2 separate regions of the Mus musculus genome follow, and region 1 is linked to region 2. A link is a loop called in an ENCODE intact Hi-C map of the cell type or tissue named here. Cell type or tissue: left cerebral cortex. All regions are shown on one strand. Each heading gives the region's core, and the rest is flanking DNA. Links, peaks and the distances in the headings are about the cores only.

Evidence for each region. Peaks named below come from ENCODE experiments on the same cell type or tissue, not always from the same donor. Only the 100,000 strongest peaks of a DNase experiment are listed, where the experiment ranks them.
Region 1: it touches region 2 in a loop (2.0-fold over the local background); 5 of 42 quality-filtered maps call a loop at or near these places.

What each region holds. Positions count from the first base shown.
Region 1 is chr13:91,092,292-91,094,791 of GRCm38, reverse strand. All of the region lies in intron 3 of Atg10 (autophagy related 10), which reads left to right. Among named protein-coding and RNA genes, the nearest start is that of Atg10, 130 kb to the left of the region's middle. In left cerebral cortex, for the core only: a CTCF peak has its summit at 1,462 (motif pointing right); DNase peaks (open chromatin) are centred at 404, 839 and 1,446; H3K27ac peaks cover 378 bases.
Region 2 is chr13:91,361,423-91,369,702 of GRCm38, reverse strand. It overlaps A830009L08Rik (RIKEN cDNA A830009L08 gene), which reads left to right. Exons shown (of 3, transcript NR_045161.1): 3 at 1-713. Among named protein-coding and RNA genes, the nearest start is that of A830009L08Rik, 23 kb to the left of the region's middle. In left cerebral cortex, for the core only: a CTCF peak has its summit at 3,951 (motif pointing right); a DNase peak (open chromatin) is centred at 4,212.

The sequences.
Region 1 (2,500 bases), core at 1-2,500, 270 kb after region 2:
ACTCTTGCACATCCCCTCGCCACACAAGCAAAGAGTGGGGTAAACAGTTACGGAAACGGAGCCAAATGTACACGTTGTTTTTCCTATCTGGCTTTTTCTGACTAGCCTGGTGCTTTTAATATTGCTGCACTTCATCTTCATGGATAGTGTGCACAAAGCCTTAATTTCCAGCACAGAAGGATAATGGCTCAGTGATCATTGGCTTTCTCTAAAACACAACCGAACATAAGCCAGGAGGCTGAGAAAGGGAGCTGTTCTTTAAAATGGCCTTGAAATGGTGTATGCAGTCAGGTGGCTGTGACGCTTGTTCACCACAGTGTGGGGTCTTTTTCCACGGCACACCTCAGGGACTTAAAGTGTACCTCACCCGGTTGGCCGGGGAATTGTAGGCAGCTGTATACTCACTCACACAGTGTTGGAGACAGCCGCAGCAGCACCGTGTCAGTAACAGAGGATGTTCCCTCCTGCCCACTTCTTAGCTACAGAAACCCACTGGCCTGTGGTGTTTTGTTGTTTCAGCTACAAGGGTGAGATCTCCTTTAGCCTGCTAGGCAAGGGAGGTTTTAGAATAGAGGTAAAAACTTATCAAACAGCTGTTTGTTTTAAAATAGGACATTGATCTTTAACAGTGGTGTCTGTACTGATCTTAGGTTAATCTTATTATGTTATCTTTTAAAAAGTCATCATAACTAACATCATAGTTTGTGTGTGTGTGTGTGTGTGTGTGTGTGTGTACAGAATAGCTGCAGGTGTGAACAATCACTCCCTGGCCCCTAGCTTGTTTTATTTAATTTTTTTTTCTGTGATCAAGCAGAGAACCATTTTAAACAACTGAAATGGAGGACATAAGGAAGTAACAAAGAACAGTCTGAGAGTTAGTGCTGTGCTAAGTGGGGGACCCTTCTCCAACTTCGTGTGATGGCATGCTGTATAGAAAAGGCTCTTTCAGCAAGTGTTTAGGAAAATATGTTCCAAAAGATCTGCATAACATTAGTGTAACCAAGTGTTCCTCTCTGTGGCTTCCTGTTTTGGAATTAAATGCCTTCAGGGTACTCAGAATAACTCTGTTTAGAAACACAAGAAGAGTTTAACCCCTTATGTTCCTGATCAGACTTTTAAAACATAAACATGAATTAGAAAGCAAAAGGACCTTATTCTGTTCTATAGCTCAAAAAATTCACTCTAAAATAAGAAGAGTTTTTACATAAAGTTGGTGGTTTAGTTAAAAAGCAAAAACATAAACAAAAATTATCATTAGAACAGTGAGGTCAGTTTTCTTTCTTTATAAACAGTTTTTAAAGACAATCCTTTTCCTATAAGTGGGTAATTTCCGCATGAGTTCACGGTGAGTTCCTAGCCTGGCTGTTCCCAGAAAGTGCAGGGTACAAGGAAGCTCAACCTGGGTGTCTTTCTTTGTGCTGTTTGAGTTCCCTGTTCTTGAATTGCTGCTGCAAGCCAGCAGAGGGAGCACCCAACAGTATTAGAGCTTAATAAAGCATCACATTTTCCTCCTTCCCCGTCATTAAAAACGATGTCTACAACCAATCATCCATTGATTATATATTTTCACTGTGTCGATTCAAGTGTAAATATGTTGCTTTTTAAAAGGGAGACGTAAAGGGACCTTATTTATGCAGTTCGCTTCTGTAAACCTTCATTAAATATGGAACTTTAAGACTGATAATAAATATAATGCAGAGGAAAAGGTGGGCACTGCACAACCTCTGTACGCCAAAATATTTTTAATTTAGTTACAGAGAAAGAAAGGCAAAGGTCCTTTGCAAGAAAGAATGGTAAAAGTAAAATACAGTCCAATTCAAACATCAGCACCATTACAGAGAAGGTACATTCTAAGTGAATGTTGAAAGGAAGGTTTCTCAAACTGGAGATTCTAGTTGGGACGCAACAGCATAAATGGAGGGTGTCTTTAGAGGCAAACAGCTGTAGGTTTAGAGGCCACAGAACTTGTGTGGTAGAGGAGGCGCCCTGGGGCTTCAGATGGTCAGAAAGGGAAGGTAAAGATGAGAATGACTGGAAACTGTGATAGGAGTTGCTTTTATTCTGGGAGGACTTTCTCCCCCTCAGCAGCCATCAGGTACCAGTAGCTCCTCGGGTATGCATGGAACTTTTCTTTCTCCCTTCCATGCTGGGATTTTATCAAATAATGCCTTTGGGGGAATGAAAGGGTAGTATAGAACTGAGAGAATGAAAATTGTTCATTTCCATCACTGGGTAGGATCAGACGTGATGACATCTTGGTTAATAATAATAATAATAATAAGCCTTTTGTGTATTTCTATCCCTAGGTAAGGTGGGCTGTGATAACTTCTTTGATATTAATAATGCATTTTGTTTGTGTTTACATTTATAATATTTATGTATATAGTGAGACACTTATGTACAAGGTATAAATAACATTAATCATTGTACATATGTATATATCACATATGTACAACTGTATCTGTCTCATACATTTAGCATTATCACATGATTTAAAGAT
Region 2 (8,280 bases), core at 2,936-5,435:
GAGCCAGGAGCTAAGTTTTTCTTCTTGCTGGTCTGCTGACTATGTGTTTAGAAAAATTAGCCTGTAGGCGTGGATCTTCAATAACAAGAAGACACTTTTCTTGTTTTTCAAACTAACCTAAACAAGGAAGTTGTACTAGCCTCCAGGGCTCAGTTTACCTCAGACATGGACCAAACCAAGTAACGACCACGGAGGACAGAATGCCAACCTAAGGACTCTGGGTAGCAGAGGCATTTCTCAGGCCTGGAATGTGCTTTTGGCAAATACATAGATTTAACTCCAATCATAAGGCAGGATGCCCTCACACATATGTAGTCCCACACATAGAAGCCACACCCAAAGCACAAGGGAAAATGTGTTTTGCTGAATATACAGTTGCCCTCTAGAGTGAATTTTTCTCCTTTGGCCCTGCTTCAAAAAATTTTCAATTATCCAGACTTCTTTTCTTAAGGTTATATTTTAATCTTATTTATTTATTTCTTCATAGTCTACAAATGTGACTCGACATGTACCACAATGAAAGCTGTGAATCGAGGCGAGGTGGAGGACTCCATCTATGATTCCATATGCAGGAATATTTCCTCCTGGTTGTTAATCTGTCATAGTGTAAAAAGCCTGATTTATAAAGGCTGAAGGGCTTTAGCAGAATAAGGTATGCATGGTTCATACAGTTGGGTTTATTTACAAATAAAACTAGTTGGCGTTTCTGTCTTCGATTTCCTAGTTTCACTAGAATAATTTCCATAGTTTCCTGTTTCTCCTTCAAGAGTGATCACAAGGAAACAATTTCTTTATTCAGCGACGTGAGCTCTGTGCGCATCTGGCTTTGGTTACTTTGTAAGGTAAATATCACTAACCGTTCACTGGATTCTTTGGGGATGGGAGGCACTGGGCTTGTGAAGACAGTCTACTATGAAATACTGGGGGTGCAATGCAGAAGAATGGCAAACAACTGGGTCCCGTCACAGGTAATTGGGTCACTATGGTATTCTTGAAAGTGGAGATTCATTTGAAAAAAAGACTTAAAAAGTATTTTCAATTTACTTTCGGTTACATTTAGGTTATTTTAGTCAGTATGGTTATTAGAATTTTACCCCAGGAATTCAATTAGAACAGAATCCTTTGAAAAAATATATATATTCTCTAATGATTATATACTTTACTAATGAAAGTATAGTCTTTTTTTTTTTTTTTGGTTTTGCTAGTTACATTTTAAATAATGAAATTATTGTAATTATTTTTATTTAAGGGCAAAATATCTGTATAGCTAATAGCCAAAGCTAACCAGAGTGCTTTAAAAATTAATGAATATTTATGAAGTTCAGGAGTAGCACAATACTGCCCCTGCCTGCTTCAGGAAAACAAATGTATTGACTCCGTTCTCCTAAAATAACCACCTTTAGTTATCGATGGTTAAAATAAATTTATTGCTAAAATGATTGTACATGATGTAATTTTTGCAATTCATGAGACTTGGCCCTGTTTACTAGGTTTAGATCTCTTTCCAAAAACTAAATCTGTTTTATCTTTTGACATGCCTGAATGCCATTTCTGTTCATTAATTTCCCATCTCAACATGTTTCTCTCTTAGTTTTCTGGGCTCCCCTCCCCCCTTGTTTTAGCGGTTCAAGTACATGGCTCAGGGTTTTCAGGCCTTCGTTTATAGCTGGTATACAGAAAGTAGCATCGTTACTCAGCACTTCCACTCGTCCTAATTTATCTACACACACTGGAAGCTGCCTGTAACATTTCCCAATGACAGTGACAACTGGACGTCAATAAAAGGACCCCACCCATTTCAACCTTGTTTGTATAAAGTTAATACTTGTGTATATTTCTTCTGTAACAGAGGTAAGGCTATTGGTCTGTTGTTGTTTCGTTTTGTTTTGGTTGTTGTTGGTTTTGGTTTTTTCCTAGCTTGTTAAGACAAGTTTTCTAGGCAGATTGCTGGTTAGCTTTAGGCTAGATTTTTTTTTTTTTTTTTAAATCATTGAACACCAGATAGACAAAGGAAAAGAAATATGATGTGAATTTAAATGATCAAAAATCCATTCTTTTAAGATAATTTTTGGTTCTCTAAGTTCAAAATTCTACAGTTTTTCTTCAAGTGAGTTTGTAACAAGAAAGATAGAATCATTTTCAACAAGCTAGCAAATTTAGGTCAAAATTTTCATTCCCTGTTGGGAGCAGGGTGGGATATGAGAGAGGGAGGGGCTGGAGGAAGGAACGGAGATTCTTGCTTCTGTTTGGAACTTATTGAATCCAAATCTCCGTATGTTTGACACTGATGCACCCTGCTCTGTGTGCCGGGCTCTGTGTGATTCCTGCTTGTTCTCCGTAAGCAGTGCTTAGTGCTACCTGCTAGGTGAAGGTGCTTGTTTGAGAAGATGCCAGGTTTAATCTGAGATTATTCCAGCTGCTCTTGATGTCTATCCTGTAACATGTTTTCACATGTCTAAGGCTTGCTGCTGCAGCTCAAAAAACAAAAAACAAACAAAACAAACAAACAACAGGAGCAAACAACAACAACAACAAAAACAAAAACCCTCAAACCTGTGTTGATACATAATTTATGTGTTTAGCCAAGAATGCGTTGTATGATAAGATTAGATAGGAGATACTCTAAAATCCTAAATAAATTAGCAAACTCTTGATAATAATTATAGTTTGATGTCTTAGTAACCACACTAGCAGAGTAGCCATTTTCCCTTCTAAAGTTGTCATGAACTTTCTTTGACCATGAAGATAGTAAAGGGAAGTTTACAGCTTGGACTTAACTTCATCTGGAACTGGTCTGGAATGAAGCTAGGCTTTGCATCCTAGACTAGGGGGGTCATAGTTTCGATTCCCATTGCCCATGGCAGGATGTTTAATTTCACTCCTGTGACTTAAAGACTTTATAGTGACGTTTGAAGAGTGGAATGTGGAAAGTATCTCCAGTTCATAGCAAAGTGGGGATTAGATGAATAATGCTCCACGTGACACTTTGCCCAGGACTTGTCACTGAGATAACTGGGAGGCATGCCACTGTGTCAGATGTGCCCAAGTCAGAGATTGTGCTGGTCTCTCACTCTGGCAATTATTTTTGAGCATGCGATGTGTTTTGGGGTCCTGTAGTTCTTTCTTTCCAAATCTGCTGAATATAAGGTAAAATGAGATTTTTTTTTTTTCTAATTGTCTTTTCTGCAACCTAGACTTGTTTTCTAAAAACCCAGACTGGGTATCCTGCTGTTTACAGGTGGAAACAGAGTTCCGAAAAAATCTTGCTTATGATTTTGGGGAAAAGTTATATTTCCTCCATATAGATTTATGTCTGAAAGCCAAGTGCCGCTTTTAGGAAAGAAAAAAAAGAAGTTCTGGTTTTGTTAATAAACAATACTAACTCAGTTCAAGATGGCCTCTGGGAATTAGATATGGAAGGCTTAGGCTGCTCTGATTTAAATGTCTGAGGTCTGCAGCACATGCGATGGCCACCCACCTAGTGGCTACATAGAATGTTTATTTTCTATAATTTCCTGATTTCTTTCAAATGTGTGTGTGTGTGTGTGTGTGTGTGTGTGTGTGTATCGAGTCTCTGTGCTTGGGAGCCTTGTAAATCTTTTCCTTGTCTCTTCTCTCTATCATTACAAAGCACCCCCACCTCCAGAGTTTTGTCTCATCGGGCCTCCTCTGGAGCTCCAGTATGTGGTTGTGGAGTGGTGGATACCACCCTAGGGACACAGATTGTCTGCTTTGATGGCCACTCACATGGTCTTTAAGGCCCAAGGTAGCCTTTATTTATTTCCCCAATATCCCATCTCAGAAAGGTTATTTTTACCAAATGATCTCAAGGGTAGAGATGTTCTAGAATAGGCATTCAAACTGAGGCTACACACAGGCTGTGGTTCCTGGAGAATCCACCACTCAGGGCCCCAAAGCCCTCTAAAACATTTTATGAACACTAGAGGGCTCACGATGAATCCCCCAATGCCTTTAAAAGTCCCAGAACCCCAATTAGCTAGTGCCTGTAACTACATCAGGCCCATTTCTATTGTAAGGGCAAAAAGAAGCTTTGGGGTAGGCTAAAAATGACAAGGATGGATGTCTCCCATCCTACCACTCCAAGGAGAAGACTATAGGACAAGCAGCTGAAAGGACACATACCCAGACCAGACTCTTGACGACTCCTGGGCAGTGGGCCAAGCACTGGACCAAGCACTGGGCATGGCTCCAGAGGCTGGGTCCCTGCCCAGGGCACTTACTGGTTCAGAGCCAGCAGAAAAGAGCAGTCTTGGCAGCAGGCAAGTGAGTTGAACAGATTGGGAAAGAGCAGAACCAAGCAGTCCAGGGCACTGTCTCACTAGGTCTGATCAGCCCACCAGCAGTGGGGATGGAGCCTCAGGCCTCCTGCTGCCTGGAAGTGGAGCTATGGGAGGTGGGGCTGGAAGTAGGATCCAGTCCCAGGAGTGGACAACACCCAGTGGCCCACCTCAGGGAAGCAGGAGAGAGATAGAGCATCATCATGCTGGAGAGAAAACCTTGGCGTGGTATCCTTCAGTGACATAGGATGTCTCAGACTAGCTTAGTGTATCAGTTTCATGCACCCCTGAGAGCCGAGTGGGTCCAAAGGTCAGGGTTCCCCAGTGCCCCTCTGCTGTGTAATGTCTATAAAATGTTGGGGCGCCCAGCTGAGAGGCTTCTTTGAGAGAGGAATGAAAATCTTTCCATCCTATTAGTTCATTTCTCCTTTTCAGTTCTTACACTAATTTTATAAGGGAACACACACAGACACAGACACACACAGAGAGACACACACAAATACACACAGACATAGACACGCACACAGATATATACACACAGACATACACACACACACACACACACACACACACAAGAACACACAGAGACACACATACAGACATACATACACACAGAGACACCCACATACAGACACAGACATACACATACACAGGCAGACAGAGACACACATACAAGTACACAGAGAGACACCCACACACAGACACCCACATATAGACAGACAGACAGACAAACACACACACACACACACACACACACAGACACACACACAGAAACACACATACACACACAGGCTCACACACAGAGACAAACACATAGAGACATACAGACATCCCCCCACACATACACACAGACACAGAAAGGCCTCAGGACAGCAGCGAGATAACCAAGAAAGGCTGGGAGGCCACCCACCTCCCACACTATAACACATCCCTGCTATTGCTATGAGCCACTGTGGCTCTTCTTTAAGGATGAAAAGGTGGGAAGCCATTCTTCCCTACTCCTAAAGGAAGATAAACAGGCAGTTTCAGAAATTTGTGGACATGGAGGAATGAATATAGGCAATGGTTTGGAGCCAACAGAACAAGAAAGAGAATCAAGTATGGGCTCCAGTTGGGCTTGAGTAATGGAAGACTTCAGCTGGCAGCTCCCATGGCTAACTGGAGAAATGCTTTTCCTTTTCTTTGAAAACAGCTACCAGACAGTCATGGTGGCACAAGCCTGTAAGCTCAGCAATTCCTAGGCTGAGACAGCAGATAAGACCAGTCTGGGTCCATGGTGAGACCCCGAGTTACCAAGCAGGCCAAGTCAGACCTAAAATCAGATCCTGACTATGTGGTAGAGAGGACTCTGTTTAGGGATTTGTTTTTAGGAGATCTCATAAGTGCTTTTTACATGTGCTAAATTCTGAGAGCCACAGACACATAGTTTAAGAAAAATATCTTCCTCCTTTTTTTTTTTAACTCATGAGAAAAATAGACTTTCCTTTCTTCTGCTATTTTTGGAAGCTTTATAATCTCTTGGTGGGATGCCTTTCTTTCTGTTTACCTTCAGATAAGATGGATTTCATGTTGGTAGAGCTGGCAGGAGAGGGTTACTGAAATGTCCTAATATGTCCACTAATAACCACAGTAGCCAAAGATTTCAGAATTCAGCTTTCTAAGTACTTAAATGTGCTAACTCCATCTTACAGATAGAAAAATGGGCACAGGCAGGTGAGACCTCATGCCTAGATCTGGTTGTGTGGGAAAATTCGATTGCAAAACAGGAAAGGGACAAGATGCCTCAAATCAGTGTGCTCGAATCAAGTCACTTAACCTCTCCTTCATTGGGCAGACTCCTTGAGTTAACTCATAGATTGTATTAGGAAGCCATTCCGTGGTTTCTACACACTGTTCTTGTTTGAGACCTCGGTGAACAGGTGAAAAGAAATCTCAAAGCTAGGCCCTGTTGCTGGGTTTATCTAGTGTTGATCTGGATGGTATTTGAAAATCATTTCTAAACACTCAAACCAACCGATAGAATATCTCTAAATGAACGGACATGAAAATCCAAAAAACAATTTCTTAAAAGAAAAAGCAATAAGTAGCTGCGATCCTACACGGCCTCTCTAGAGCTTTGAAGCTGGTTTTAAGAAATTGATTTGGTTCCATCCTTGCTTTATGAAGGGCCATAAAGCCTGCCTCCTCTTCCTGGCTCAGCTCCCTAGACAGGATTTCCAGCACTCGCTAGCACAGCTTTGCTCCTGTTGTTCCCAAGCTGAGAACACACCTTTCTGATGGGAGTGTTGCAGTTCAGTCCTCCTTGCACACTGCAGATGGTATCTTCTGTGGGAAGCCCCCTCATCCCACTTCCCCGGGGAAGCTTACTGTTCTCTGGGCTCCCACAAAACACAGCTACTCCGGGTTCCAGCGCTGTAACAAGACAAGAGGCTGCAACGGTTTGTCTCAGGAGCTCTTCCAGGCCAGCCAAACGCTGTGATTTACTTATCTTTATGAATGTCACGAACCAGCAAAGTCTACAGCGTATTTTAAGTGCTATATAACACTTGTTAAATGAATGAAAAGGTTTAAGTGGTGTGGGTTATTATTATTTTTTTATTAGAGTGAGGTGGGCTGTACAAGGGCATCACACTGGTTTTTAGGCAGCCAACCTAGAATTCTCTGTCATTCACTGTGATAAAAGACATGATCCTGAAGAAGTGGACATGATTTTATGCACATAAACTTCCTGCTTTTTCTGCAGTAGTATAAGCATTGCTAAAGAACATGATCTGATGAGATTACTCAACGGGTAAAAGTGCTACCTAGTGCAAGACTGGGGTCCTGAGTGTAATCCTGGGGGTGGGGGTGGGGGTGGGGACCATCATCCATGCATGTTTCCACCCCACTCACACACATAATAATAAGTTTAGATTTTTTTTTCTCAGAACATACCCTGGGATAGATAAGAAAACACAGCTAGACATTGGACAAGAACAGTTACCAAATCAGCGTGACTGGGAGCAGAACTCAGCTTGGTTTACCAGCTGAGCTGGATTCAGACTGAAAGACTTGAAGAACAACAATGCCTGCTGTTCATTTTGTGCTTTTCTGTGGTTATGAACGATGCTGTTTTTCCCCTCCGTTTCTCCAAAGATTAGGGATACTCTGCTCCCCTTAGCCATCCTGTGCTAACGACGCAGAGAGGCAGAGTAAGCAAACTGAGCGGAGACCTGTCTTCCCTTCTCTTGGCTAAGAACTTTATCGAGAAAAAAATGACACCCCATACTTCCACATGGTCACGTGTGCTAGAAGGAGTGGAAGTTCCGGGCCCAGTCTTTCTTTCCAGCCTTATCCAGAACAACACATGCTGCATTTCTTCCCTCTAACCACACAGGCATGGTTGGCTTCCCATTATAGACTCTTTTACACACTCTTCCCTTTGCCCACTACCCTTCCTTCCACTGCCCTTTGATTTTGTTAACTAAGATTAGTCTTCACACAGCAGGCATACTTTCCTTAAGTCTCTGGTCTAGCCTCTCTCACTGGCTCCTTGTCTTTCCCTCTCTTTTCCCAACTCCTTCTCTCTCACTTCTCTGTTTTGTTTTATTTGATTTTTGAGTCAGGGTCTCACAGTGTATCTCAGAGTGCTCTTGCTGGGGTTACCAGCAAGCATGGACACACACAGCACCAGGTACCTTGTCATCACCTTAGCTCTTGCCACCAGAAGGAGCTGAGTTTCAGTTCCCAAACCGATGAAAAAGTCCTGCCATGAGGAAGCAGAGACAGGAGGGTGCCTGTGGCTTATTGTCCAGCCAGCCGAGCTGAGTTGGTGAGTTGGTGAGTCCCTGGTCCCATGGAGAGTTCTTGTCTCAAAAAAAAAAAAAAAAAGTCTTATTTTCTTACATTCTCCTATTTATGTAAATGCTGAGAGCAAGGACTTTGCCCATTTTTGCAACATTGTATCTCAAGTTCCTAGCATAATATTGAATAGAGAATAAGT